Regions from separate parts of the Homo sapiens genome. Here region 1 is linked to region 2. Evidence: read pairs that join two places in POLR2A ChIA-PET (ENCODE). Cell type or tissue: PC-9. All regions are shown on one strand. Links, peaks and the distances in the headings refer to the core of each region. The heading gives the core; the rest is flanking DNA.

Region 1 (15,707 bases), core at 4,095-12,094, 110 kb before region 2:
CCCGGCCTGCAGCTTCTTTCTCCTAAATGTTGAGTAAAGAAAAACTTAGAGCCAGGCACAGTGGCTCACGCCTGTAATCTCAGCACTTTGGGAGGCTGAGGCGGGAAGATCACTTGAGCCTAGGAATTCGAGACCAGCCTGGACAACATGGTGAAACCCGTTGCTACAAAAAATACAAGAATTAGCCAGGCGTGGTGGTGTGTGCCTGTAGTCTCAGCTACTTGTAAGGCTAAGGTGGGAGGGTTGCTTGAGCCTGGGAGCCAAGACCGCACCACTGCATTCCATCCAGCCTGGATGACAGAGTAAGATTCTGTCTCAAAAAAAAAAAAGAAAAAAAGAAAAAAGAAAAACTTAGTTATATTTTGCTTACTCAGGGTTTTCTTGAACAGGTACTGTCTGCTTCTTATGATGTTGCATTAATAAAAAACTCCCTCGTAAAAGCAGGTGTTTTAAAGCAAATGGTGTTTTCCCACAGGAAAAATGTTATATTTGGGTGTTAACGTCCTGATCAAGGCCTTGGCATCAAATAAATCATGAATGGGACCAATAATGTGTCATAAAATCAACAATACAATAATTACAAACCTCCATAGTCATTTAAAATAATATACTCCAAGTCCAATAAAATTGGCATGAATGTTGTGTAAGAAAAATTCATGTGGTCATAGAAACACAGTTTCCTGAATCTATTATGTAATAAATATTAACACTATTTGTACTCGTAGAATTTGGAGAGGAAAGATCTGGATAGCCTAAGTCTCTAAAAATGTTGAAGGAAGTCTTTAGTGGATGCCTTTTTCCACTGTAGATTTCCTGGGAGTAAACCTGGAGGTGAATAAAACACCGGGGCCCAGTCACTGTCTGTCATTATTGGAGGTGGTGAGAATGTGGGCGTGTTTTTCCCTGAAAAGCAATTTTTTTTTCTCTTGAGGCAGAGTCTTGCTCTTCTGCCCAGGAGTGCAGTGGCGCAATCTCAGCTCACTGCAACATCCATGTCCTGGGTTCAAGCGATTCTCTTGCCTCAACCTCATGAGTAGCTGGGATTACAGGTGGGCACCACCACCCCTGGCTAATTTTATATTCTTAATAGAGATGGGATTTCACCATGTTGGCCAGGCTGGTCTCGAACTCCTGACCTCAGGTGATCCACCTGCCTCGGCCTCCCAAAGTGTTGAGATTACAGGCATGAGCCACCACGCCCGGCTTTTTTTTTTTTTTTTTTTTTTTAAGAGACAGGGTCTCACTCTGTCACTCAGGCTGGAGTGATCTTGGCTTACCGGAGCCTTGACCTCGCCAGGCTCACGTGGTTCTCCCACCTCAGCCTCCTCAGTAGCTAGGACTACAGGCATGCACCTCCACGCTTGGCTAATTTTTTTGTTTTTTTTGTAGAGAGAGAGTTTTGCCATGTTGCCAGGCTGGTCTCGAACTCCTGGGCCCAGCTGATCCGCCTGCATTGGCCTCCCACAGTGCTGGGATTACAGGCATGAGCCACTGCTCCTGGCCTGTGAAAAGCATTTTTAAGTGAAGGGACTGATGCACAGTTTCTCCTTGAGTTTCTTCAAAGCTCTGCCTGTCAGCTGAAATAAAGGTGAAAGAGTGAAGCCAGCAAACTCTGCTCTTAACTGAAAAACCAGGCATTAGTTGTTAGATCATTAGTCCTGCTTTCTAGGAGAGGATCTTCAGATGTTCTCTTTGGGGTGTCCAAATTAGCATAGGCTTGTAAGAGTGTAAACAAATGATATGGCCAAAAGAGTACCGGACATGGGATCAGAAGACCTGGTCCAGCCTAGCTGTACTCCTTACTGCTTGTGTGGCTCTGGATAGGACACTCCTGAGCGTCCACCTCACTTTCCTACATTGTGAGCACAAACACACCTACCTGGAAGAATTGTAAGGGCTGAGTAGGTTCATGTGTATCATTGTACCCAGCATAGGAAGCTTTTTATAAGTAGTTGAAATAATTGATTGGTGAAGTGAACATAGAGAATTCTGTCTCTTATCCTTCTTGTCCCTGGAGTAGAAAGCCTGCTTTTGGTAGATACCTAAGCAGAAATAGTTCTGGGGAAGTGGGGAGAAACAGGGTGGGGCAGTGCGTTTCTCACTTTGCAGATCTTCCTGGGAGGCCTGAGAGTGGATGGGGTTTGGAGTGTGTTGTTGGTTTCGTACCTGGAATCTGATGTGCATTTTGACTCAGAATGCATTGTCAGGAATCTTGATGACAACGGTATGTTGCTCAGTAACTGAAAGATTGTTTGAACCAAACTATTGTAGCAAAATTTTCTTGGCAGGTATGCCCTGTTGATACTGAGCCCAGTGTGCATTGATAGTTTTATAGTGACTACTACAAAGTAAACAGAAGTTCACAGTGACTCAGAGTAAACCGTGACTCAGAGTATACAGGTACTACACTCTGGACATCCTAAAGCAATTAACAAATAAATGTGCTGGTAGGAAAATTGTTGTCTATTGTATTACCTTAGTCTCTCTCTCTTTTTTTTTTTTTTTTTCCTAGCTCAGGAATTGTTCTTGTCCCTGGAATTTTTTTTTTTTTTTTTTTTTTGAGACGGAATGTCACTCTGTCACCCAGGCTGGAGTGCAGTGGTGTGATCTCTGCTCACTACAACCTCTGCCTCTCGGGAGTTCAAGTGATTCTCCTACCTCAGGCCCCTGAGTAGCTGGGATTACAGGCGTATGCCACCATGACCAGCTAATTTTTGTATTTTCAGTGGAGACAGGGTTTCACCATGTTTGCCAGGCTGGTCTCAAACTCCTGACCTCAAGTGATCCGCCCTCCTCGTCCTCCCAAAGTACTGGGATTACAGGCGTGAGCCACCATGCCCCGCCTATCCCTGGAGCTCTTATTTCAAGAATACACTAGATTCTATAGCCAGAAATGGTTAAGTTCTAATATGCAAACTGGATCTAAGGAAAAGAAAAAATGATTAAAAGACATAGTAATCCTTTAAATAAGTTTTTTCATGGAACCCACAGAATCCATAGACCTTAGGGATTATCTATTCCACTCTCCCCTGCCTGTGGAAATTCATACTCGGACATCAAAAAGTATGTCCTGTGTTAATGTTGGATATTACTAGAAAGTTATCCTCCTCAGTGCTGTGTTTTTTCCTCTACATCATACAATCTCTAAAAATTTTTTCATATAGTTTGTTGTGTTGAAGTAAAGCTAAGTTTAAGAACAAAACAGTATTTTTCATTTTCTTTTTTCTTTTCTTTTTTTTGAGACAGAGTCTCTCTCTGTTGCCCAGCCTGGAGTGTAGTGGTGTGGTCTCATCTCACTGCACCCTCCACCTGCTGGGTTCATGCAGTTCTCCTGTCTCAGCCTCCCTAGTAGTTGGGACTACAGGCTGGGACTGCGCCACCACACCCAGCTAATTTTTGTATTTTTAGTAGATACAGGGTTTCACCATATTGGTCAGGCTGGTCTCGAACTCCTGACCTCAGGTGATCCACATGCTTTGGCCTCCCAAATTGCTGGGATTACAGACTGACCCACTGCTTCTGGCTTCATTTTCTTAAAGAATTCACCAACCCAGATGATTTTGTCTCCTCTTTGTCTCTTTCAAGACACATTTGAAAATAGCACTGATACATTGTGAGATCCAGCAATTTCACTGCCAGGTGTGTGCCCAAAAGAATTGAAAGCAGGGACTAGAACAGATATTTGTACACCCATGTTAAAGCAGTATTGTTTGCATTGGTCAACATGTGGAAGTGGCCCGAGTGTCCATTGCCAGGTGCCTGGAGAAACAAATGTGGTATGGACATACAGTGGAATATTTTCAGCCTTAAGGGAGAAGGGAATTTTGACACATGTTACCACATGGATGAGCCATGAAGACATTTTGCTAATGAAATAAGTCACAAGAGGATAAGCACTATATGATCCCACTTATAGAAGATAACTGGAGGCTGGGCGTGGTGGCTCATGCCTGTAATCCCAGCACTTTGGGAGGCCGAGGTGGGTGGATCACGAGGTCAGGAGATCGAGACCATCCTGGCTAACATGGTGAAACCTCGTCTCTACTAAAAATACAAAAAAGTAGCCGGGCGAGGTGGTGGGCGCCTGTAGTTCCAGCAAGTCAGGAGGCTGAGGCAAGAGAATGGCATGAACCCGGGAGGTGGAGCTTGCAGTGAGCAGAGAGAGCGCCACTGCACTCCAGCCTGGGCGACAGAGTGAGACTCCGCCTCAAAAAAAAAAGAAAAGAAAAGATAACTGGAGTAGTCTAATTCATAGAAACAGAAAGTAAAATGGTAGTTGCCAGGGGCTAGAGAAGGGGGAGGATGGGGAGTTTCTGTTTTATGGGAACAGAGTTTCAGTTTGGCAAGATGAAAGAAGTTCTGGAGATGGATGGTGGTGATGGTTACACAATGGCATGAATGTACTTACCACCACTGAGCTGTTTACCTGAAAATTGTTAAAATAGTAAATTTTATGGGTTTTTTTTTTATCACAATGAAAAAAAAAGATGTGACCTCCAAATAAAGCCAATGTTTTGAAAGGCTTAAAAAGAAGCACTGTTGGGAAGGGAACTCTGGATGTGCATGGACACTTGAATGAGATGGTAAAGTCTAGGGTAAGGAATACTGGCCTGAGTCCTATCTCATCTGGTTCTGTCATTAACCAGCTCTGTGATCCCCCATTGGGCTGTTAGTTTTCTCATCAGTAATGCGAGGATGTAAGTTAGTTGATACTCAACCTTCCTGTCTGTTCTAGAATTCTGTGAGTCTATGATTAAGTCCTTAGCAAAGAAATATTTAGGAACAACTGCCTGTGTGAGGATAAGGAGCCAGACACACCTGTGATATGAGGGCAGCCCGGGTCTCTAGGATCTGCTCTGGGCCAGGTGTGGTGGCTCACACCTGTAATCCTAGCACTTTGGGAGGCCAAGCTGGGAGGATTGCTTGAGCTCAGGAGTTTGAGACCAGCCTTGGCAATGTAGTGAGACTCTACCTCTCCCAAAATATACATATAAAAAAAATTAGCCAGGTGTGGTGGCATGCACCTGTAGTCTCAGCTGCTTGAGAGGCTGAGGCGGGAGGATTGCTTGAGCCCAGGAGGTTGAGACTGCAGTGAGTTTGTTTGTACCACTGCACTCTAGCCTGGGCGACAGAGCAAGACTCCGTCTCAAAAAAAAAAAAAAAAAAAGGAATCTGCTTTGACCATTCCTTATCTGGGGCATGTTTGCAAACACAATCAGTATCTTCAATCTACTGTCCATCCTACCTTACTGCTCCCCAGGCAGGGCCAAAACTCCATAGAGCTGTTAGATTCCAAGACTGGGAATCTTGGAATTCCAGGGTTCCAAACCTGCTTTGACACCAGGCCCAGAGACAGGGCTGTTTCTCTCAGTGCTTTAGACTGAGCAGTTGTGTTATCAGAAGAAATCAGTTTCTTACTGCCTCAGGATGGGCCGTAACTGTTCCTCTCAAGTTTTCCTTGTTTTCAGCAACCCATAGAAAAGAGTCTCTCTTACCTAGGCTGATGTGTCAATTATATCAAAGTTGTTTCTTTTTGGTTTGGAGCGTGTAATTTGGTACCAAGTTAATCTGTCCCCTGAGGTTTCATGTAGGCTCATGTTAGCAGAGTTTTGCTTTTGTTACACACACACACAGACTGTCAGGTTGAAACGCACAGTGCCATTGTGGTCAGCATGTGGATATGTTGGGTGAGAGGAGGTATAGGCAGCTTGGCGTGAAAAGTAGAGACCATTTTACTGGGCTAGGTGCTTTATGTGGGCTATCACTGATCTCCCAACATCCCTGTGTGGCAGCCTTATTCCTCAGAAGAGGAGACTGAGGTTCAGATTGCCACTCTCCCAAGGCCACCAGCGAGAAAGGTGACAAACCTTGGATCTGAATTTAACAACTATCTTAACTGCAAAACTTGTGTTCTTTCTGCCACACCACACCTTTTTTCCCCTGCAGAGTGTGCTGGACTGCAAACACTCCTTAATGTAGGAAGCCATATAATTGCGCAGTAAGATAATTCCAGAAGACTAGAATAGAATCAGTAGCCAACCACATTTGTAACCACCCCTGTAATGTGCTGAGATCTGAATAGTTTGAAGATGTTGAGCCGTGTTTGTGATCACCATGAGCAAAGTGTTGAGTGCCTCTTGTGTGCCCTTGTGTGCTAAGGCAGTAGAATATTCTGGCTGAGATAGAGGAGGAAGAGCTGTGGGCTGCTCATGAGAGGGTCTTGTGTGGTGTGGGAACTGTCATGGGAGTCCAGTGCTACTAGTTCTTCGCAGGTCTCTCTGTGGTACCTTTGGGGAATGATGATGATATGACCAAATATTCTTATTTTGATTGCACCTCTGTATTTTTTTTTTTTTTTTGAGACGGAGTCTTGTTCTCTTGTACAGGCTGGAGTACAGTGGCATGATCTCGGCTCACTGTAACCTCCACCTCCGGGGTTCGAACAATTCTCTGCCTCACTCTCCCGAGTAGCTGGGATTACAGTTGCCCGTCACCAGGCCCGGCTAACTTTTTTGTATTTTTTAGTAGAGATGGGGTTTCACCATGTTGACCAGGCTGGTCTTGAACTCCTGACCTCGTGATCCACCCGCCTTGGCCTCCCAAAGTGCTGGGATTACAGGCATGAGTCACTGCGCCTGTAAAAATTATTTTTTACAAAAAAAAAAATAATTTTTGTATTCTTAGTAGAGACGGGGTTTCGCCATGTTGGCCAGGCTGGTTTCAAACCCTGGGCCTTAAGTGATCCAATTGCCTCAGCCTCCCAAAGTTCTGGGATTATAGGCATGAGCCACCCCGCCCAGCCCTGTTTTTAAACTGTTTGTGTTGAGGAGAAAAGCAGATACTCAATTTCAAAACTAGTTGGACTTTATTCTTTATAGCTGCTTTTTTGGAGGGGCCATAATTTGACGGTACCTGAACCCATTAAGTAATCATCTACTTTTTAACAGGATTTACTGTAACTTGATGATTTGTCTGTGATCATGTATTCAAGCCGATGGTAGCAGTAGTAGTAATATCTTTAGTAAGATGGATTTCAGTATGAGAAGATGCTTCTGGATTTAGTGAGGTTTGGAAATAAAGGAACAGCCCCTCTTGTCTTCAAATACTTGCATGATCCATGCCAAATATGGGAATATTACACCTCCCATCTTTCCTTCCCATATGTTACCGTCCTAGAAGATCCCCCATTGTCACAGTGGCCCTTTATTCCTTCTCCTTCCCTCCAGCTCTGCCTTAGCAGAGGTGTAGTGGAAGAAGTGAAGAATTAGGAATGTGGGGGTTCATCCCTGGAACTGTAGCATTTTTGTTAGAATGTGTTTTTGTGTAGAAACACTGTTAAATGAATAATAGGTTACATGATGCTATAAGCAGTCAGTGGCTGGTTAGGATATTTAAGCATATTTCAAAATCAAAGTATTCCATTGTCTTCTCTCTCTTCTTCCTACTAAAGATGAACCCCCTTGATGAGCAGATAGGCCCTGTGAAAGATGGCCTCCAGGTGATGTCAGCTCACTGTGATGCACACCTGGAGGAAGGGGCTCTCTTATCTTTATCTGGGTGTCAGCAGGTATTATTAGCCTAGTGCCTGGCACAGAGGACACGCCCAGAGATCCTTGTTGAATTTGGTTGAGTTGAAGAAAGAAAAACTTTTACTTTCTCCATTTCCATTCTTGGCAGTTTCTCAAGAAATGTCTTTTTCGAGACAGGCTCTTGTGCCATATTTTACAGGCTGGGCGCAAGCTCCTGGGCTTAAGCAGTCCTCGTGCCTCAGCCTCCCAAGTAGCTGGGATTACAGCTAGAACTTATGTGAAACTCAAGAATTTATGTCGAACTCTTCGTCAGAGCTGGAAGTAGGACATACAGTTGGATTTATTTATTGATCTTTTTATGTACTTATTCATCAAAGGTTTGTTAATCACCTATGTGTGATACACCAGGCACTGTCAGACACTAAAAACACAGCAGTGGACCAATACAGTTCCAGTGCCTACCCTTTAGACAGCCTGGTGGGAGAATATGGACCATAATTAGACTAGCCAGGTCTGGGGTCAATTGTCATCTAGAAACTCCTGCTATTTTAGAAATGCATAAGCTGACCTTGAATAAGCCATTTCTGGGGGCAGAATATCTTTTTCTTTCCTTAAATGCTAGTGATGAAAAAGTACTTTTAAAATTATTCAGAATTGTCCTTAACAATAAACTAATGAAAAACATGATGTGGGCAGTTTACCATTACGTAGTCTTTGATTAGACAGTAATTCTTACTTCTCTTCCTTTCAAATAAAGTCTTATAGTAACTTGAGATATTTTTGAAAGGTAACACTCTTTTTTGAATATTCTGCTACTAAATTATTAATTTTCTGAGTTTTCTATTAAGGCAAACATCAAGTTTCCTTGTGGCTGGTGACTAATTCAGATGCATACTGTTTCTATTCATAGCTCCCCAATCTTAGGTAGAATTGAGCAGATTTAACATGAATAGCTTCCTCTAGTTTCACACGGAAAAAACAATTTTAGGAAGGAAAGGTAGGAACATGATAATACAGAAATCAGCGAAGTAAAGGGTGATTGGCTGGTGGCTGGGGTTGGAAGAAAGTGAAATTTTTCTTGTTATTCTCTTTGTGATGGAAGATTTCTTTCCATAGATTAGTATAATTTACGTGGGCTGTTTGAAGAGATTACCTTCTTAGTGGTTCCCTTAAAGCTCTTTGTTATGTATATCCTGAAGCCCAGTCACTTCTTCCCACTTGTTTTTGAGTGTTTGATCTAGACAATGTAAAGGCACTTTTAAGATAAAAATTATTGTATTTGGGGGACTTTGGGAGACTCACTTCCCAATCATTTTGTTTAGAAGCAAAAATGATTAAACAGTACTTTATGTCAGATCTGCCTGTTTAAGGGATTTGAGCACACCTGGTAGCAAAGAGGTTTAACCTAGTTTCTCAGATGAAAACTAGAGGTGGAGGAAGGACGAGGAAGCAGTCCAGGGTGAGCTGAGGAGCTGGTTACCTTTAGCCTACTTCTGGGATGATGCACATTGTCGTCTAGGTCAGTCAGCCTCCTCAGCCCATGCATTAAGATTCCTGGTTGCAGCTGGGCACAGTGGCTCACACCTGTAATCTCAGCACTTTGGGAAGCTGAGGTGGGCAGGTAACCTGAGTTCAGGAGTTCAAGACTGGCCTGGCCAACATGGTGAAACCTCATCTCTACTAGAAATACAAAAATTAGCCAGATGTGGTGGCGGACGCCTGTAATCCCAGCTACTTGGGAGGCTGAGGCAGGAGAATCACTCGAACCTGGGTGTTGGAGGTTGCAGTGAGCCAGGATTGTGCCACTGCATTACAGCCTGGGTGACAAAGTGAGATTCTGTCTCAAAAAAAAAAAAAAAAAAAAAAAATTCCTGGTTGTTAGTAACAGAAACTCACATAGTCTAGCTGAAGCAAAAGGGGTTTTTTTTTTTGCTTACTTAACTAGATTTCAGGAAGAGCTGGAATGAGGTGGGTTTTAAGGACATTCATAACCAGGGACTTGAAACACAGCTGTGTGCCCTATGTGGCTCCGTGCTCTCCTCACCTTTTATCTCTTAGTGTTGCGTTAATTTTTGTCTTGCTGCTGGTGGGCTTCCTCTACATGGAAGGGGATATGACTGTGGTCATTGCCCATCTATAGACATCTTTATTGCTGTGATCTGAGAGAAAACAGGCTTCTTTTCCCCCAGCTTAAGTTTGACAAATCCCAGGGAAGAATGGTCACTGGCCTAGCCTAGGTCATGTGTTTGTGACAGTTCTAAGGGGTGCGTGATAGGCTCAGCTTGTGTCACATGCCCAGGGAGGTCACACAGATGATACCCTGAGGGAACTGCTGTAAACAGTTAAGATACAGCAGTTTTCATGCATTTTTAGTCCATATGGAACTCAGCTCAAACAACTAGTTAAGATTCTTTCCTTGATTCATTGAAAATCTTTTACAGTCTTTGTTGATGCTGGTGCCTGTAATCCCGGCTACTCAAGAGGCTGAGGCGGGAGGATCGAATATTCGCAGTGGCCTGTGAATAGACACTTCACTCCAGCCTAGGCAACATAGTGAGACCCTGTCTCAAAAAAATAGAATGAGGCTGGGCACAGTGGCTCACACCTGTAATCCCAGCACTTTGGGAAGCAAAGGCAGGCAGATCACCTGAGGTCAGGAGTTTGAGACCAGCCTGGGCAACATGGTGAACACCCTGTCTCTACTAAAAATACCAAAATTAGCTGGGTGTGGTGGCAGTGCCTGTAATCCCAGCTACTCGGGAGGCTGAGGCAGAATTACTTTGAACCCAGGAGGTGGAGGCTGCAGCGAGCTGAGATCGCGCCACTGCGCTCCAGCCTGGGCAGAGTGAGACTCTATCAAAAAAAAAAAAAAAAAAAAAAAAAAAGTCGTTTGTCAGTTTTGGACTTTACAACCAGTAGACTTGAGATTACATTTCTATTTTACTCTGTTTGTTTTTCCACAGGAACCCAGACTAGCACTTATGCTGTAGTGTGTTCTCAAAAACTATGGTTGACTGACTGAACTAGTGAAATAAACATATCAAGGCATTGAAACATACAACTTTATTATTATTATTACTTTTAGAGATGGGGTCTTGCTCTGTTGCCCAGGCTGAGAGTGCAGTGGCGCAATCATAGCTCTCTGCAGCTTCTAGCTCCTAGGCTCAAGTGGTCCTTCCACATCAGCCTCCTGAGTAGCTGGGACAACAGGTGTGTGCCCAGCTAATTTTTTATTATTTATAGAGACAAAGTCTCCCTATATTGCTCAGGTTGGTCTTGAACTCCTAGGCTCAAGCGATCAGCCCACCTCGGCCTCCCAAAGTGTTGGGATTACAGGTATAAGCCACTGTACCTGGCTGAAACATACAACTTTAGAGATGACAGGGATCCTAGAATCCACCTGCCTTCAGTAGTTTCAGTTATAATGTGGGGTCTCCCAAATACTAAGGACCCAGCAGTAAAAGAGGGTAAACACTTTTTTCACATTTCTAAATACAGAGCCCTGTTGTAGGAACAGAGGGTACTTTGATGAAACAGACAGATAAGGAAAGTCCTTGCTTTCATGCAACTTAGATTTACATGAAGAAAATCTTGACGTGCTAACTAGAATGCCTAATTTCTTTTTGATTTTTGCCACGAATGAATCTGAAGCTCTGATTGTCTATATTACCTTTAAGTAATTGTTTAAAAAAACAAAACAAATTATTAACAAATGATGTTGATCTGTTGGAGAAAATAAGTGAAAGGAGTTCTTGGTGCTGAGAAAACAGCATCCATCCTGGCTAAGAGCTCAGTCTTTACAGCTTCCCATCTCAGCACTCCACTTGCAGCTTTGTAACTCGTGCAAACTGTTTTTTTTTTTTGAGACAGAGTCTCACTCTGTTGCCCAGGCGGGAGTGCAGTGGTGTGATCTTAGCTCACTGAAGCCTCTGCCTCCTGAGTTCAAGTGATTCTCGGGCCACGGCCTCCTGAGTAGCAGAAATTACAGGCTCCCACTACCACGCCCAGCTAATTTTTGTATCTTTAGTAGAGGTGGGGTTTCACCACGTTGGCCAGGCTGGTCTCGAACTCCTGACCTCAAGTGATCTGCCCACCTCGGCCTCCCAAAGTGCAGGGATTACAGGCGTGAGCCGCCGCGCCCGGCCTGTCAGAGCTCTTTTAGCCTCAAATTCTTCAGTTATAAAATGAAAATATCTACTCATTTTTTTTTAGTGGGTATTGAACAAACGTTAAATATTTTTTAAATGACATATTTTTTATTTCTTTAAGTGATTTTTTTCATTGTGGTAAAATACATATAACATCGCCTTTACCACCCTAACCATTTTTAAGTGTGCAACTCAGGAGCGTTAACTACATTCACGTTGTTTATGCAGCCATCGCCACTATCTATCTCCAGAACTGTCTTTGTCTTGTAAAACAGAAACTCTATACCCATTAAACAGTAACTCGCCATTGCCCCCCTTCCAGCCTCCGGCCATCACCATTCTACAAATGGTTACTTTTTTATAAATGTTAAGATTTCAAAAAATGTTAGCTATTATTCCTCTGGATCAGGAGTCAGCAGACTCCAGCCCACAGGACAGATTTGGGCAGTAATTTGTTTTGGTGGGGTCCTTGAACTAAGAAAGGCTTTTACATTTCGAAAGGTTGTGAAAACAAAACAAAAAATAAAGAAGAATATGCCTTAGAGGCAGTATGTGGCCCACAAAACCTAAAATACATTTATTATCCAGTCCTTTACAGAACAGGTTTTCTGACCCCTGCTGTAGATCTAATCTTTTTTGATCAGGGAGTCCTTTCAGATTTTGATGAAAAAAAATGTATATGTAGGTTTCCACGTATCTTAAGAGGGTTCTGTCACGCGCGTCCATGTGAAGAGACCACCAAACAGGCTTTGTGTGAGCAACAAGGCTGTTTATTTCACCTGGGTGCAGGTGGGCTGAGTCCGAAAAGAGAGTCAGCGAAGGGACCTAGGGTGGGGCTGTTTTATAGGATTTGGGTGGGTAGTGGAAAATTACAATCAAAGGGGGTTTTTCTCTTACGGGCAGGGGCGGGTCACAAGGTGCTCAGTGGGGGAGCTTCTGAGCCAGGAGAAGGAATTTAACAAGGTTAATTGCTCAGTTAAGGTGGGGCAGGAACAAATCACAGTGGTGGAATGTCATCAGTGAAGGCAGGAACCGGCCATTTTCACTTCTTTTGTGATTCTTTACTTGCTTCAGGCCATGTGGACATATACGTGCAGGTCACAGGGGATACGATGGCTTAGCTTGGGCTCAGAGGCCTGACAGGTTCTACGAACATTTTCTCTACACCAGGATTTCTCAGTGGGGCCATGTTGCCTCCAGGGGAGTGAACATTGATTCTTGGGGGGAGTGAAATCTTAGCTGTTGTAATGACTTGCAGCCTTTCAAAGGGACGCAGTACATCAACAGATACATAGTTTATCTTTGGTATTAAAATTTCTTGGCGGGGGTAGTGGGTGGTAATGGAGCGATTTGAAAAAAAAAAAGTTTAATTAGCTCATTAGGGGAGCGATAATGAAAGATAAGTTTGAAAAACACTGCTTAAAACTGAATTCTGGAAGACAGGACATGTATCTTATCAACCTCTGAATATACCTGCATTTAGCAGAGACTTGAGAACATTTTCTTCAGTCTATTTAATTTGTTATCTTGTAGTTGAATGAAAGAATCCTTAGATCTACTTTTAATGACCAATTCAGTCTAGAAATGGTTTACACAGTGAACTCTATGCCCTGGAATTAATTAATTAATTTATAAAGAGGCGGGTCTCCCTTTGTTACCCAGGCTGGGGTGCAATGGCCCCATTGTAGCTCACTGTAGTCTCAAACTTCTGGGTTCAAGTGATCCTCCTGAGTAGCTAGGACTACAGGTATATGCCATCAGGCCCAGCTAATTATTATTATTTTTTTTATTTTTAGAGGCAGAGTCTTGATATGTTGCCCAGGCTGGTCTCAAACTCCAGGCCTCAAGTGATCCTTCTACCTTGGTCTCCCAAGTTGCTGGAATTACAGGCACAAGCCACCATGCTGTGGACATTTTAATTTCAAAACATCTTTTAAATCCTTTAGAAGTTTGTCAAATGCTTAAGTCTCCCTGATATATCAGACAGATGCTTCTTGCCTATTAGACCAGAATTCCATTTTTTTTTTTTTTAACACTCGTTATTGACACAGTAAAATGAGTGTCTAAATGCTGGGGCATAACGGTCTCTACCCCGAAAGCTCCATATAAGCTCTTCGCAATCATGTCGTTTCTTTTTTTTTTTTTTTGAGAAGGAGTCTCACTCTGTTGCCCAGGCTGGAGTGCAGTGGCGTGATCTCGGCTCACTACAGTCTCCATCTCCCAGGTTCAAGCGATTCTCCTGCCTCAACCTCCCGAGTAGCTGGGATTACAGGTGTGCGTCACCATACCCAGCTAATTTTTGTATTTTTAGTAGAGGCTGGGTGTCTCCATGTTGGACAGGCTGGTCTGGAACTCCTGACCTCAAGTGATCTGCCTGCCCCTGCCTCCCAAAATGCTGGGATTACAGGCATGAGCCACCGTGCCTGTCCCACGTCAGCTGTTAATTGAAAAGAAAACACAGGCATTTCATTATTTTCCCTGAAAAAATTAAGTCTGATTTAGAATATATAAATTTTGACAGCACACCACTGAAATGTCAGGAATTTAGGTCATCCTGACTTGCCTCACAGGCAAAGACTGTCTTAGGCATCTCTGTATCCCCATTGCCTTGCACATAGTAGGTGGTTAGTGAATGAGCTTCTGGGACTGGCTGTACTGGTGATACTTCTGCAAATGCCCATTGTACCCTTGAGTTCTCCTTACAATTTTTCTTTGGCCCAGCTTGCCCTCTCACAGACCCATCTCTGTACATACAGTTTGACTTGGTTTCTACTACCAGTTGACCTTTTTGCTGCCGTTGCAGGGTTTGATGATGATGAATAGCAGGGGATCGCTGGAACAGCATTCATTGCATGGGGAAAGTGTTCATAGCATGAGCAGTGCTGATGCAGTAGTACCCAGCTCTGTAGCTGCTCAGAGGGTAGTGTGTGGAGGGCCCCTAAAGAGCAGTGTAAAGGATTGGTGCCTCCTGCTGTGCTGTGCTGGAGGTGGCCTTTGACGGGTGGGATGAGCCATTCCATTCTGAGTGCTGAGGGAACTTCCTAGAGATCCAGCAGGTCAGTGTTCCTCAAATATCTCTACTGAAATTCTCTTCAGAGCAGGATGCCCGAGGGGATGGAGGATGTTTCGATCAAAGTGACCTCTGTAAACACAAAACTTTGTCTGTCTGTCTGTCTGTCTATCTATCTATCTATCTACTTGTTTATTTATTTAGAGACAAAGTCTCACTCTGTCGCCCAGGCTGGAGTGGAGTGGTGCGATCTCAGCTCACTATAACCTCTGTCTCCCGGGTTCAAGCAATTCTTCTGCCTCAGCCTCCCAAGTATCTGGGACTACAGGCATGCGCCACCACACCTGGCTAATTTTTTGTATTTTCAGTAGAGACGAAGTTCACCATGTTGGCTAGGCTGGTCTTGAACTCCTGACCTCAGGTGATCTGCCTGCCTTGGCCTCCCAAAGGGCTGGGATTACTGACGTGAGCCACCTCGCCAGGCTGTTGTTTATTTAATTTTGTTTTTTATTTTAAAATATTAACAAAGATTGTGTATATTTTTCGTATGTATGTATAATAACTTTCTGTCAAGGTACTCTACTATATGTTTGCTTTAACGTAAAAATATCAAAAAATATTTTAAAACTTCACAAGGGGTTGATATTCCACAAAAATGTGATATCCTTTATAATAAACTGGGGAAAATATGGACTACACCCATTCTGTATCCCCACCCCATCACTCTGAATCCCTGGGAAGATTTACATCATAGATGGGGAAGCATAGCTGAGCTACTGGTTATGCACAAATAGGTATTAACCACTTCGGCCAGTCAGGTCTTGGAAGTAGAGGTCTGTTTTTACATAAGGTGATAAAGACAATGAGGTACAGAGGCAATGACCTTTGGCTGGTGACCAAGTAACGGCTCTCATAGACTTTCCCTGGTTTATGTCCCTAAGTTTGTAAACACCTCCTGGGTTGGAATCTTGGGAACTCTTTGTCCTGCCCTCAGGGGTGAGAACTCCACTTTTGCTGACC
Region 2 (15,707 bases), core at 3,956-11,955:
TAGAGACTTGAAAAATGTTGAGCCTTGGCATCAAAACCAAGATGGGAGCTGTGTCTTGACATGATCGGGAATAGAGGGCACCATACCTGTGACACTGTGTCTCCTAGACTCTGCTTTGCCAAACACTTGGGACCACTTTTACCTAGAGCTTCCTCCATGCACTGTGAAGAGGCAGCACAAGCCTATACCAAAACATCAATTTTGTGTGTGTAACATTAGGAGGGAATCCACCTCAGTGAGAGCAGCAGCCGAGAGAATTGTCTGAGAGTGGTTACTCAATAGCACCTGGTTTGGGTTCTTTTCTCCAATCCCCATCCTCTTTCCAGTGCCCATTCATTACTTCAGGGATGGTTAATTTTGAGCTTAGCTGTTAATGGACATGAGATCAAGTCTCTTAAAAAACAATGAGGCCAGGCATGGTGGCTCATGCCTGTAATCCCAGCATTTTGGGCAAGGCCGGAGGATTGCTTGAGCCCAGGAGTTTGAGACCAACCTGGACAACATAGGGAGACCCAGTCTCTACAAAAAAACAATTTAAAAATTAGCTGGGAATGGTGGCTTGCACCTGTAGTTCCAGCTACTTGGGAGGCTGAGGCAGGAGGATCACTTGAGCCCAGGATGGTAAGGCTGCAGTAAGCTGTGATTGCACCACTACCATCCAGCCTGGGCAACAGAGCAAGACCCTGCCTCTCAAAACAACAACAGCCGGATGTGGTGGCACATGCTTATAATCCCAGCTACTTGGGAGGGTGAGGATTACTTGAAGCCAGGAGTTTGAGACCAGCCTGGGCAAAATAATGAGACCCCCATCTTTAAAAGAACAACAAAAACAAGTTCCTTTTTTGTAGGAGGTCCTTAAAGTGCCTGTCAGGTCATTATAACTAGAATTATGGTCACATTTGGTCTTGCTTTATGGGTGTGGCATAACCTTGGCTATATATCCCAGGATTATAGTGTTCTTTTTCAACATACAAAGATATTTAACCCATTTTCATACTGCTAGTTTTCAAAATGTTAATTTTGCATTGAAAAAGATAATGGTTCAGGCCAGGCGTGGTGGCTCATGCCTGTAATCCCAGCCCTTTGGGAGGCCGAGGTGGGCAGATCACCTGAGGCTGGGAGATCGAGACCAGCCTGACCAACATGGAGAAACCCCATCTCTACTAAAAATACAAAATTAGCCAGGCGTGGTGGCGCATGCCTGTAATCCCAGCTACTCGGGAGGCTGAGGCAAGAGAATCACTTGAACTTGGGAGGCAGAGGTTGCAGTGAGCTGAGATCGCGCCATTGCACTCCAGCCTGGTCAATAAGGGCGAAACTCTGTCTCGAAAAAAATAAAAAAAAAGAAAAAGGTAATAGTTCATTTAGTGTTAACTTTACCTTGTACACATTTGTAAGTGGAGATACACCAACAACTCAACTCCACAGCCCTTATCTAGCTGCTGCTTGGGTGGACCTCTCTACATGATATTACTCTATTGCTTTTATTAAATTCAAAAGGTGCTGCTTTGTAATAAATTTACAAGTCCTAGACATTAACCTAGTAAAATTGGGTTAATGCTACTAAAAATATGTGAAAAGGATAGTGTATTTCGTGTGTCATTTTAAGAATATAATAGTGGTATATCATTTATCCCCTATCAAATTGATAAATATCTTTAAATAACAGCGCTCTGTGCATTTGAAGATTCAAGGACACAAATGCTCTCTCCTAAACTGCTATGGGATCATAAATGTTGAAACCATTCCAGGGGCCCACTGGGCAATAGTTAACAATTCTACTAGGAATTTGTCCTGTGTGCAAAGTTGTAGTTGCAAAGATGCCAATGGTGACAGTGTGTGTAACTGTAAAAGGTTGGATACAACAGATATCTAACTATAAAGGATCAGTTGCAAAAACTATGGTAAATCAATAGAATGTTAAACAGTCATTAAAAATTATACTGATACTGCAGTTGAGTCATGTGTAAATTATACTGAAAGGTACTTAGTGACATTGAAAAATGTTTTAGAATATTAACTGTTTTTTTAAAGGTTAGAACATAGTATGTACAATATTAACCCATTTTTATAAGCAATAATATGTTTATATTTAAGAAAGACAGTAAAGATAGTGGATTAGGATTTTATTTGCACTTACATATTTCTGAATTTTCAATAATATGTATGATGATTAAAATGAGAAAAAAATGAGTCATAATTTTATACTGATATTTATAAGAGTTTTTGATAAGGGGGAAATGGCCTTGAGTGGTGGAGAAACCAGGCTGTAATGTTGGATATGAAGCCTGACCAGGCTGATGCGTTGTGATTACTTGTTTAACTGTTAACCGTAAGCCCTGAGGGAGCAGAGATGGTGTCTGTCTTGCTCACCACTGTATGTTCAGTGCCTGGCATGGCACCATATAGGCACCTATTAAATGGGAGTGAATGAACCAGTCTTGCGGGAGGGTCTTTCTTTTTTTTTTTTTTTTTGAGACGGAGTCTCGCTCTGTCGCCCAGGCTGGAGTGCAGTGGCAGGATCTCGGCTCACTGCAAGCTCCGCCTCCCGGGTTCACGCCATTCTCCTGCCTCAGCCTCCCAAGTAGCTGGGACTACAGGCGCCCGCCACTACGCCCGGCTAATTTTTTGTATTTTTAGTAGAGACGGGGTTTCACCGTTTTAGCCGGGATGGTCTCGATCTCCTGACCTCGTGATCCACCCGCCTCGGCCTCCCAAAGTGCTGGGATTACAGGCGTGAGCCACCGCGCCCGGCCGGGAGGGTCTTTCTTGATGTTGGTTTCTGACGAAGCTCCCCTGTCCTGCTGCATTTCAGAGCCATGGAGAAGCTAAGCGGGCATCAGTTTGAGAACTACTCCTTCAAGATTTCCTACATCCCGGATGAAGAGGTGAGCTCCCCTTCGCCCCCTCAGCGAGCCCAGCGTGGGGACCACTCTTCCCGGGAGCAAGGCCACGCCCCTGGGGGCACTTCTCAGGCCAGACAGATTGATTTCCCGCTGCGGATCCTGGTCCCCACCCAGTTTGTTGGTGCCATCATCGGAAAGGAGGGCTTGACCATAAAGAACATCACTAAGCAGACCCAGTCCCGGTACGTGCCTGTGGGGCTTCCTTTGCTTCCTTCTGAGGGGTCCCCTGCGTGCTGGTGGGTCTCAGCCACTCTTAGGTCACAATTGCTTACATCAGCAGTGGGGGGCTGTGCTGTAAGAGACAGTGGCTTCTTTCAACAGGACTACTAACAGACTAACATCAAGCTGGGGGCTGTGACAAGCTTTCATGCTGAGAGGCTAAAAGTTCATAAAGAGGGTACTGATAACCTCACAGCCAGGACTGTTCCTGTAAGCGAACTAATGCTTATGGATGCATTGATTTCTACAAAAGCAGAGGTTTGGAGCTCTGCGGGATCCTAGAACCCACTCATCATAGCTCTTCCTCTTCCCCTGAGTCAGAGCCCTGGGGGTGGCCATTCTTGTGACAACATAGGTAGTCTCACAAAGAAGTGGGTGAGTCACTGCCACGTCAAGCAAGAAATAAAGCACACTGGCCTTCTGTTTAGTTTCCTCCCTGTTCAAGGAGACTGAACTGATTGTAAGAGTTGGTGAATAAAACGTCTTATGGAATTGTTGATTTTTGTATCTTCCTAAGACTGTAGCATGATGTAATAAAGCAAGCTCGGGACTTGAAAACAAAGACTTACGTTCAAGTTGTAGCACTTTAAATGGTTTTGTGATCTTGGAAAAGATGTTAACCTCTCTGAGCATCAGTTGCCTCTTCTATAAAAAGAGGGTTCTGGCTGGGCACCCTCTGTATTACAGAGACTCATCCCTGTAATCCCAGCACTTTGGGAGGCTGAAGCAGGGGGATCATCTGAGGTCAGGAGTTCGAGACCAGCCTGGCTAACATGGTGAAACCCTGTCTCTACTAAAAATACAAAAATCAGCCAGTTGTGGTGGCTCACGCCTGTAATCCCAGCTACTCTGGAGGCTGAGGCAGGAGAATCACTTGAACCCAGGAGGCGGAGGTTGCAGTGAGCCGAGATGGCGCCACTGCACTCCAGCCTGGGCAACAGAGTGAAACTCCATCTCTAAATAAATAAATAAATAGAGGGTTCCTGTCTGTTTTGCCAGGATTATTATGACAATTAGCACAATCAGGGAGATTGAGTGAAATAATTAATATGAAAGTACTTAAATTGCAAAGCACCCAATTACTGACACATAATAATTATTTACATGGGCTGGTACACTTTATTCAGGTCATTCAGTGGGTGTCTTGTAACCTGAAAGAGAAATGCTATTTTCTTCAGAATGTCTTATTTATCCCCAAATAATAGACACTGATATGGATGAGTCTGGAGTGCCACATCTTAGAAGTGAGGAAATAGAGAGGGAAGTTACTGTTTGGTATCCTTTTATTTTAAAATCAGCCCTGGCTTTTCCTCCAAGTTCACTGCGAAAGTGACTTTTATTTGTGTCTTTTTGTGCAAAAATTGTGTAAGGTGGCTTGAAAAAAAAATGTAACAAGTTTAAATAGAAGTGGGGTTAGCTCTCAAAGTGTGTGCCCATTTTTTAGACGTCAACCAAAGACTTGGCTCTAGGCTTTCTAACAACCAAAGTAAAAAGGATATAATCAGTTATGTAATTTTGAAAGTTAACAAAAACAGGTAGGACCACAACTACCCAAAGAAGTCTGATAAAGTCATCAAGCTTTTGAGCCATTAGTCTTAATGGCAGGCTGCCAATGGAAAGGAAACCAAAAACTTAGGCAGAGAGAGGGCATGCCTCTGTTTTCTATCCACACTCAAATATATAAAGCTTGCTTGAATTTGGTGTTCGGATTTGGATTAACATATGGCTTTTAAAAGCTGCAATCAGTTCAGAGACCGGCACTGTGCCAATGTGCAGTATTATCCTTCTCACTTTACTCTTCACTTCTGCAGTCATTTGAAAGACTACACAAAATACTTCATTTACCAAACTGGCTTCATTACTGAGTTGGCTTAGTGCCTTTGTCCTACAGCACTCCTGTAAGAACCGTTCCCTTCTAAATGAAGCTGCAAATAATTAAAATTTGGCACAAGACCCCCTGCACTGCTTGCCTCCTTCTTGGAGAATGGCACTGATTGCAAACGTGCTGATGACGCCTCCTTGTCTGTCTGTGTCCTTGCTGTACATGGGTTGGTGTGACGCTTTCTTGGGGCTAGGGTCCTATCCAGATGACCTTGTAATCATGGCTCCTGATTCTTTTCCTACAGGGTAGATATCCATAGAAAAGAGAACTCTGGAGCTGCAGAGAAGCCTGTCACCATCCATGCCACCCCAGAGGGGACTTCTGAAGCATGCCGCATGATTCTTGAAATCATGCAGAAAGAGGCAGATGAGACCAAACTGTAAGTTTGCATGCAATGCCCAGATCACTCAACAGAGAAAAAGAGTAGATTCTCCCTCATTTAACCCAAGAGGTTTTTTTTAAAAACTCCAAATCTGTTACTCAGTAACAGAGGCAGGGAGGGATTGTGTTTAAGAAATTTGTTCCCAAGTAGAATACAGTGGGAAGTAGATCTTTTGCATTTACATATGGCTGTCTCTTCACTTGCATGTCTCTCGGTGATTTTGATGCTTCTATCACCCATTGATAGTAATTATTGGGAGGAACATACAGACTCATGCTGTCCAATAGAACTTTCTGCAATGATAGAAATGTTCTATATCTGCACTGTTCAATAGCCACATGTTGCTATTGAGTATTTGAAATGTGGCTAGTACAGTGGAAGAACTGAGTGTTTTATTTTTTTACTCAGAGTTTGGTAGCCATGTGTATAGCTAATGCCCATTGAATTGGACAGTGCAAGTGTAGAAAGTATGTTGTCACCAAAGCTATCATTTATTGTCCTGGAAAAGATTTCTCCCACCATGCTTCTAAATTGTTTGCACTCTTAACATTGGATTACATTTCCTTAAGTAGTAGAAACTAGTTTACACATGGCTGCTTTATTCTTCTTCCACTTTTTTCTTCTATCTGTCCTTCCTCCTCACTACCCCCCTCTCCTTTTTTTTTTTTTAAGACAGAGTCTCACTCTGTTGCCCTAGGCTGGAGTGCAGTAGTGCAATCTTGTCTCACGGCAACCTCCGCCTCTTGGGTTCAAGTGATTCTCCTGCCTCAGCCTCCCGAATAGCTGGGATTACAGGCGTGCGCCACCATGCCCAGCTAATTTTTGTACTTTTAGAAGAGACAAGGTTTCACCATGTTGGCCAGGCTAGTCTCGAACTCCTGACTTCAAATGATCTGCCCACCTCGTCCTCCCAAAGTGCTGGGATTACAGGCATGAGCCACCATGTCCAGCCCTTTCCCCTTATTTTATGAAGTAATTATAGGATTCCACAGTGTAATGAGGGTTGTCCCAGTTTGAATGACAAATACAGTTCTTACCAAACAAATTAACTTTGTATTATAAATGAATGAGTGGTGATGGAATAGATAATACAATAAAAATAGACTTTCATGCTGGGTGCAGTGGCTCATACCTATAATCTCAGTGCTTTGGGAGGCCAAGGTAGGAAGATCGCCGGAGGCTAGGAGTTTGAGACCAGGCTGGGCAACATAGTGAGACCTCCATCTCTACAAAAAATTTAAAAAATTAGTTAGACATGGTGGTGTATACCTGTAGTCTCGGCTACTCAGGAGGCTGAGGCAGAATTGCTTGAGCCTAAGAATTTGAGCAATGAGCTATGATTGCATCACCACACTCCAGCTTGGGTGACAGAGCACCACCCTGTCCCTAAAAAAAGAAAAAGTAGATTTTCAGTTTGGCAAAATCTGTTTGTGGGTAGCGGTGGCAGTTTTATAGAGAAGTAGTGAGGGGTGAATCAAATAATGTCAAACATGAGTGTTCCAAAACCAAGATGAAAATGGTCCTTAAAAGAAGAACATTACAAATCTATTCTTAGATTTCATAAGAGACTCTATCCTTTCTATTATGAATTATTTATTCTACTTGGGCTTTTGAAATCCCCCAAATGCCACAGTTTAATTTGAAAAAGACATTTCTCATCCAAGTTCCTGGGAACTTAGTAAATAATACTTTTCTGGATTCCTTTTTTTTTTTTGAGACGGAGTTTCACTCTTGTCGAGTACAATGGCATGATCTTGGCTCACTGCAACCTCCCGTCTCCCGGGTTCAAGCAATTCTCCTGCCTCAGCCTCCCGAGCAGCTGGAATTACAGGTGCCTGCCACCACATCTGGCTAATTTTTGTAATTTTAGTAGAGACAGGGTTTAACCACGTTGCCCAGGCTGGTCTCGAACTCCTGACCTCAGGTGATCCACCCGCCTTGGCCTCCCAATGTGCTGGGATTACAGGTGTGAGCCACTGCGCCCAGCCACCTTCCTTGATTCTTCAACCTAGGTGCAAACAACTTAATAAAATTCTAAATTAGTCAAAAAGACTAATTTACAACTTGGGCTTTTATGTTTTCATGTAGAGCCAAGATAGAGTTTGAATATCTTAGAAAAAAAATTTTTCAGTGCCTACACTGTGCTAATCACTGCTGGAGGTTGAGGCTACAACCATGAGCAGGACTTGGTTCCTGCTTTTTTTTTTTTCCTTCCCCACATACCATTTTTTCACCCATTGGTTCCTGCTTTGATGGAGCAGTCCAGTGGGAGAGACACTCATTAAACAAATAATGAGTAATTACACCAATAAGTAATTAAGTGCAGCTATAAGAAATGCTACAGTGAGGCTGGATGTGGTGACTCACGCCTGTAATCCCAGCACTTTGGGAGGCTGAAGCGGGCGGATCACTTGAGGCCAGGAGTTCGAGACCAGCCTGTCCAACATATAGTGAAACCCTGTCTCTACTAAAAATACAAAAATTAGCTGGGCGTGGTGGCACACGCCTGAAGTCCCAGCTACTTGGGAAGCTGAGGCAGGGGAATCTCTTGAACCTGGGAGGTGGAGGTTGCAGTGAGCCGAGATCGCGCCACTGCACTCCAGCCTGGGCGACAGAGCGAGACTCCATTTCAAAACAAGAAAAGAAAAAAAAAAAAGAAATTCTACAGTGGAAAAATGTAGTATCCAATGATGACATGTAACTGAAGGTCCTAATGAGGGTTTTAGGGGGACAAGGATTTGGGGGTTTCAGAGAATGCCTCCCTGTGTAGGTGACAGAGCCCTGAAGGGACTGAATAAGAGGTAGAAGATATAGGAGAACAGAGATCCTAAACTTTCTTTTTGTTCATTTACCAAATATTTATTGAGCAGTCACTATGTGCCAGACACTATTCTATGTGCCAGGAACTCAGCAGTGAACAAAGCTGACAAAAATGCCCATCCTCTGAAAGTTACATTCTAATGCAGCTTCTTCAAGCACCCTCTTTATTTTGAGGCAGTAGTAATGCATCTGTTAGATGCTTTTGGTCTTCAAGCAACAGAAAATACAAGTGGTATAACCAATAAGAAAAGGATGTCATGTCACATAACAAGAAGTCCTAAGGCACACGGCTCCAAGGTCAGTTGAATCATGGGCCCAGAGACCCAGAACATTTTTCTGCTCTACGTTCCTCAGCATGTCTCACGTTCCCTTGGTTATAATAGGATGACTATAGTGATTTCAGATGTGCATTCCCACAAAAAAGTTACAAATTGAGGGAGAGGGCATCCCTTCCTTGTGTCCTTTTTTCAGAAAACTTCTTTAAAAGTTGTGGTTAAACAACCATAACATAAAATGTACTGTCTTGGCTGGGCATGGTGTCTCATGCCTGTAATCCCAGCACTTTGGGAGGCTGAGACAAGGTGGATCACTTGAGTCAGGAGTTTGAGATTGGCCTGGCCAACATGGTGAAACCTCGTCTCTACTAAAAATACAGAAATTAGCCAGGTGTTGGGGTGGACACCTGTAGTCCCAGCTACTTGGGAGGCTGAGGCATGAGAACCGCTTGAACCCAGGAGGCGGAGGTTGCAGGGAGCCGAGAGTGCACCACTGCACTCCAGCCTGGGTGACAGAGCAAGACTCCATCTCAGAAAAAAAAAAAAATTATTGATCATTTTTAAGTGTACTTTTCAGTAGTCTTAAGTATATTCACATTGCTGTGAAACAGATCTCCAGAACCTTTTCATCTTGTAAATCTGGAACTCTGTACCTATTAAACAACTCTCTTTTCCCTCTCCCGTCAGCCTCTGGTAATCACCACTTCTTTCTATGAATTTGACTACTCTACATACCTCATATAGGTAGAATCATATACTATTATTCTTTTGTGACTGGCTTATTTTACTTTGCATAGTGTCCTCAAGGTTCATGTTATAGCATGTAACAGGCTTTCCTTCCTTTTTATGGCCAAATAACATTCCAGTGTATGTATATAGCACATTTTGTTTATCTGTTCATCTGGTGATGGACATTTTGAGGTCTTCTGCTTCTTGGCTATTGTGAATAATGCTGCTATGAACATGGGTTTTCAAATAGCTCTTCAAGACCCTCTTTTCAATTCTTGTGGATATGTGCCAAGAAGTGAGATTGCTGGGTCATATGGTAGTTCTACTCTTAATTTTTGGGGGAGCCTTCATACTTTTTCCCATAGCAGTTGCTCCATTTTCCAACCCCACCAACAGTGCACAGGGGTTTCAGTTTCTCCACATTCTCTCCAACACATGTTATTTTCTGTTATTTCGATAACAGCTATCTTAATAGGTATGAGGTGACAGCTCATTGTGGTCTTGATTTGTATTTCTCTGATGATTAGCGATTGGTGATATTGAGCATCTTTTTATATATTTATTGGCCATTTGTATATCATCTTTAGAGAAATGTCTATTCAAATCCTTTGTTCATTCTCTAATTGAGATATTTGATTCTTTCGTTATGGGAGTTGCAGGAGTCCTTTATGTATTCTTGATCATTAACTATATATTAGTCCAGTTGGTGCTACTGTAACAGAATACTAAAGACCGGATAATTTATAAGGAACAAAAGTTTATTTGGCTCACAGTTCTGGGAAGTCCAAGAGCGTGATGTCAGCATCTGGTGAGGGTTATCCTATGGTGGAAGGCCTGAGGCAGAAGCAAGTGCAAGAGACAGAGAGAAGAAATAGGTCCAAACTATCCCTCAACCCACTAATTCACTCTGTGATAACTGCATTAATCCATTCATGATTAATTAATTAATTAATGCAGGTGATTAACTCATCACCTCCTAAAAGTCCTATCTTTCAACACTGTTCCAGTGGCAGTTAAATTTCAACATGAGTTTTGAGGGGAATTTGAAACCATAGCAAACCCCTTATCAAATAAATAATTGGTGAATATTTCTCCCATCCCATGGGTTGACCTTTCACTCTGTTGATTATATCCTTTGATGCACAAAAGTTTTTAAGTTGATGTACTCCCACTGGTCTAATTTTGCTTTTGTTGCCTATGCTTTTGGTATCATGGTGAAACCAAGAAGTCTTTGCCATGTCCAATATCATAAAGCTTTCTCCTGTGTTTTAGGAGTTTGATAGTTTTAGGTCTGTTTAGGTCCTTAACCTATTTTGAGTTAATCTTTGTATATGGTGTAAAATAATGGTTCAACTTCATTCTTCTATGTGTGTGTCCAGTTTCCCCAGCACCATCTGCTGAATAGACTGCTCTTTCCCCATCTAGTGGTCTCAGCACCTTATCAAAAATCATCGGAGACTATACGCAGGATTTATTTCTGGGCTCTATTCTATTTCATTGGTCTATTTATCTGTTTTTATGCCAGTACTACACTGTTTTGATTATGTAGCTTTGTAATATATTTTGAAAGCAGGAAGTCTGAGCCCTTCAACTTCCTTATTTTTTGAAATCATTTTGGCTATTCAAGGTCCCTTGAGATTCCATATGAATTTTTCTATTTCTTCAAACAATGCCCACTGTGATTTTGATAGAGCTCATATTGAATCTGTAGATCACTTTCGGTAGTATAAACATCTTCACAATATTAAGTATTCCAATCCATGAACACAGGATGTCTTTCCATTTATTTGTGCCTTTAAATTTCTTTCAGGAACCTTTTGTGGTTTTCAGTGTACAAGTCTTTTACCTCCTTGGTTAGGTTTATTCTTAAGTATTCTATACTTTTTGATGCTATTGTAAGTGGCAGTGTTTTCTTAACTTCTTTTTCAGATTGTTTATTGTTGTGTATAGAAATGTAAATGATTTTTGCATGTTGATTGATTTTTGTATCCTGCAATTTTGCTGAATTTATTCTAACCTTTTTTGTAAAATCTTTAAGGCTTTCTACATATAAAATCGTGTCATCTGTGAATAGAGATCATTTTATGTCTTTCTTTCCAATTCGAATGCCTTTTATTTCTTTTTTGTACCTAATTGCTCTGGCTAGGACTTCCAGTACTATGTTGAATAGAAATGGGCAGGAGTGGGCATCCTTGCCTTGTTCCTGGTCTTAGAGGAAAAGCCTTGCATTCAGTCTTTCATCGTTGAGTGTGATGTTAGCTGTGGGCTTTTCATAAATGGTCTTATGTTGAAGTAATTTCCTTTTATTCCTAATTTTGTTGGGTGTTTTTTATCATGAAAGGGTGTTAAGTTTGTCAAATGCTTTTTCTAATGACATGATCATGTAGTTCCCCCCCCTTCTTTCTGTTAATGTGATTTATTGTATTGATTGATTTTTTAAAAAATGTTTATAGTAATGGGGTCTCACTACGTTTCCCAGCCTGGTCTTGAACCCCTGGCCTCAAGCAATCCTCTTTCCTCAGCCTCCCAAAGTGATGGGATTACAGGCATAAGCCACTGCGCCCAGCTCCCCATTAATTGTATGCTGAACAAACCTTCCATTCCAGGAACAAATCCCACTTGGTCGTGGCTTATAATCCTTTTCATATGCTGAATTTGATTTGCTAGTATTTTGTTGAGGATTTTTGCATCAATATTCATCGGAGATAATGGTCTGAAGTTTTCTTTTTTTGTGGTGTCTTTGTCTGGCTTTGGAATCAGGGTAAAGCTGGCCTCATGGAATGAGCTTGGAAATGTTCCCTCCTCTTCATTTTTTTGGAAGAGTTTCAGGAGGATTGGCGATAATTCTTCTTTAAATGTTTGGTAGCATTCTCCGATGAAGCCATCTGGTCCTGGGCTTTTCTGTGTTGGGAGGTTTTTGATTACTGATTCAATCTCTCTCATTATTGGTCTGATCAGACTTTCCATTTCTTCATGATTCAATCTTGGTAGGTTGTGTGTTTCCTCTAGAAATTGGTCCATTTCTTCTAGGTTATTAAATTTGTAGGCATACAATTCTTCATAATATTCTCTTATAATCCTTTTTATCTCTGTCGTATTGGTAGTAATGTTCCCTCTTTCATTTCTGATTGTAGTTATTGAATGTTCTTTTTTTTTCTTAATCTAGCTAAGGATTTGTCAGTTTGGTTGATCTTTTCAAAGAACCAACTCTTAGTTTTGTTGGTTGTATTTGTTTATCTCTGCTCTGATTTTTATTATTGCCGTTTTTATGCTGGTTTTGGGTTTAGTTCTTTTCAAGTTGAAATAAAAGGATGGGGCCGGGTGAAGTGGCTCATGCCTATAAATCCCAACACTTTGGGAGGCCGAGGTGGGTGGATCACAAGGTCAGGAGTTGAAGACCAGCCTGGCCAACATGGTGAAACCTCATCTCTACTAAAAATACAAAATTAGCCGGGTGTGGTGGCACACACCTGTAATCCCAGCTACTCAGGAGGCTGAGGCAGGAGAATCACTTTAGCCTGGGAGGTGGAGGTTACAGTGAGCTGAGATCATGCCATTGCACTCCAGCCTGGGCAAAAAGAGTGAAACTCCATCTCAAAAAAAGAAAGAAAACGAAAAAACGTTAAAATAAAACATAAAATAAAAGAATGATAGACAGCAACACAAAGCCATATGAAAATATATAGTTATCTGGTAAGGGTAAATATTAACAAATATAGTAACCTGTACTGTAGTAATTTTGGTACATAGAATTTAAATGACAAAAACTTTTTTTAACTATAAATCTATGTTAATGGGTATAAAAACATATAAAGATGTTAATTTGTGATATTTGGGGATGGGGTAAAAAAGTAGAGTTTTTTATGCAATTGAAGTGAAGTTGTTATCAGTTCAAAATAGGATGCTATGACTTTAAGATGTTTTATGTAATTGCAATAGTATCCACCAAGAAAAAATCTATGAGAACGCACAAAAGAAAATCAAAGCACATCACTATAATAAAAATCAACAACACATAAAGGAAGACAGGAAGAAAGGAAAGAAGGGACAAAAAAGCTACTAGACATACAGAAAACAATGAAAATGACAAAAGTAAGTCCTTCCCTATCAGTAATTACTTTTAAGTGCAAATGAATTAAACTCCCCATTCTTGGCTAAATGGATTAAAAACAGGATCTAACTGTATGTGGCCTACAAGAGACTCCTTTTAGATATAAGGACACATATAGGCTGAAAGTAAAAAGATGGAAAAAGATACTCCATGCAAATGGTAACCACAAGAGAGGAGGAGTAGCTATACTATTATCAGATGAATAGACTAAAAACAAAACTGTTACGAGAGACAAAGAGGGACGTTATACAATGTTAAAGGAACAATTCACCAAGGAGATACAACAATTATAAATATGTACACACCAAACCTCAGAGTTCTAAACATGTGAAGTCAACTTTGAAAGAGCTGAAGGGAGAAATAATTAGCAACATGATAACAGTAGGAAACTTAAGTGCCCTACTTTCAATAATGGATAAAACTACTAGACAGAAGAACAATAAGGAAATAGAATTGGAACAACACTATAGACCAACAGACATACAAGAACATTCCACCCAACAATGGCAGAATATACGTTCTTCTCAAATGCATGTGGAACTCTCCAGGAGAGAGAACATACAAAACAAATCTTAAAAAATTCAAGAAGATTGAAATTATACTACAAAGTATCTTTTCTGATCACAATGGAATGAAACCAGAAATCAGCAGCACAAGGAAAATTAAGAGAATTCAGCATTTTTTGTAGAGCTTGTCAAGTGGTAATAAAGTCCCTCAGTTTTTATTTATCTGGGAATCTTAATTTCTCCTTTGTTTTTGAAGGACAGTTTTACCACACATGGTGTCCTTGGTTGGCAGTTTCTTTCAGCACTTCAAATATATCATCCCACTCCCTTCTGGCCTGCAAAGTTTCTGCTAAGAAATCTGCAGATAGTGTTACGGAAGCTCCTTTGTATGTCACAATTGCTTTTCTCTTGCCACTTTGAAGATACTCTATCTTTGACTTTAGACAGTTTGATTATAATGTGTGTCAGTGTGGTTTTCTGTGGATTTGTCCCAGTTGGAGTTCTTTAAATTTTTTGATTTGTATGTACATTTTGTTCCTCATATTTGGGAACCTTTCAGCCATTACTTCTTCAAATAAAGCTCTATGCCCCTTTGTTCCCTCTTCTCTTTCTGGGATTCCCATTATGCTTATATTGATCTACTTGGCATGTCTCATAGGTCCCTAGGCTCTCTTCACTGTATTTATTTATTTTAATCCTCTAACTTGAAGATTTCAAATGATCTACATTCAAATTTGCTGGTCCTTTCCTCTGTCTGGTCAAATCTGCTGTTGAACTCCTTTAACAAATTTTTCTGTTCAATTGTATTTTTCAGCTCCAGAATTTGTTAGGTTCTTTCTTATAGTTTCTGTCTCTTTGTTGATATTCTCATTTTGTTCATGCATAATTTTTCTGACTTTATTTAGTTGTCTGTCTGTGTTCTTGTTTAGTTCATTGAGCATCTTTACAATTATTTTTAATTACTGGTCAGGGAGCATGTAGATCTGTGTTCTTTAGAGTCAGTATTTGGAGTTTTATTTTGGTCCCTTGATTGGGTCATGCTTCTCTGTTTCTTTGTATGCCTAGTAAGTTTTTTTGTTGGGATTTGGGCATTTGAAAAAACAACCACCTCTCACAGTCTCTGTGTACTGGCTTTGGGCAGTGGAAGACCTGAAATCAGCCTAGCTAGAGGTTCTAGGACCTCTCAAACCTTTTCTAATCTCTTGATCCCTCTGGTGTCTGACTGTAGAACTGCAGTTCTTAAATGCTGCTTGCCTCTGTTTTCAGCAGCTTCTGAACTCTAATGCTGATCCTTCAGTGCTCTGAGTCAGTGACACAAAAACCAGTTTTTCTGGCACCTTCCAGACAAGCCAAAATGTTGTATGCATAATCCAGTCTTTGTTTCTGTCCCAAAGGAGGAGCCCAGCCTTTAGGGTTTCCTCCCCTTTGCTCTTCAGTATGCCATGTAGCGGGTGGGGCCTTGAAAACACTGAATGTTCTTACCTTTTTTACTGGATATATATACATCTCTCTCTCTCTCTCTCTCTCTCTCTCTCTCTCTCTCTATATATATATATATATATATATATCTCCATATATATATATATCTCTCTCCATATATATAATCTCTCCATATATATATATCTCCATATATATGTATCTCCATATGTATATATATCTCCATATATATATGTCTCTCTCTCCAGTAAATATATATCTCATATATATATCTCCAGTAAATATATATACATCTCCATATATATATATCCAGTAAATATATATATATATCTCCAGTAAGTGTATATCTCCATATATATATATCTCCAGTAAATATATATATATTTCCAGTAAATATATATCTCCATATATATATATATCTCCAGTAAATATATATATAT

The links. ChIA-PET counts read pairs that join two places held together with the same protein. Peaks named below come from ENCODE experiments on the same cell type or tissue, not always from the same donor. Only the 100,000 strongest peaks of a DNase experiment are listed, where the experiment ranks them.
Region 1: POLR2A ChIA-PET joins it to region 2 with 6 read pairs; 7 of 35 experiments call an interaction of 5 or more read pairs at or near these places.

Annotation. Positions count from the first base shown.
Region 1 is chr3:185,783,418-185,799,124 of GRCh38, reverse strand. The region is part of intron 2 of IGF2BP2 (insulin like growth factor 2 mRNA binding protein 2); the gene reads left to right. Among named protein-coding and RNA genes, the nearest start is that of MIR548AQ, 23 kb to the right of the region's middle. RefSeq lists enhancers at 1-156, 544-3,828, 8,783-9,676, 11,463-12,354, 14,141-15,034. In PC-9, for the core only: no CTCF peak of the experiment used is centred there; DNase peaks (open chromatin) are centred at 4,294 and 9,014; H3K4me3 peaks cover 607 bases; H3K27ac peaks cover 3,858 bases.
Region 2 is chr3:185,676,736-185,692,442 of GRCh38, reverse strand. It overlaps IGF2BP2 (insulin like growth factor 2 mRNA binding protein 2), which reads left to right. Exons shown (of 16, transcript NM_006548.6): 6 at 2,816-3,088; 7 at 5,252-5,386. Among named protein-coding and RNA genes, the nearest start is that of IGF2BP2-AS1, 29 kb to the left of the region's middle. RefSeq lists a silencer at 2,942-3,119 and an enhancer at 2,775-3,974. In PC-9, for the core only: no CTCF peak of the experiment used is centred there; DNase peaks (open chromatin) are centred at 4,702 and 7,662; H3K27ac peaks cover 2,715 bases.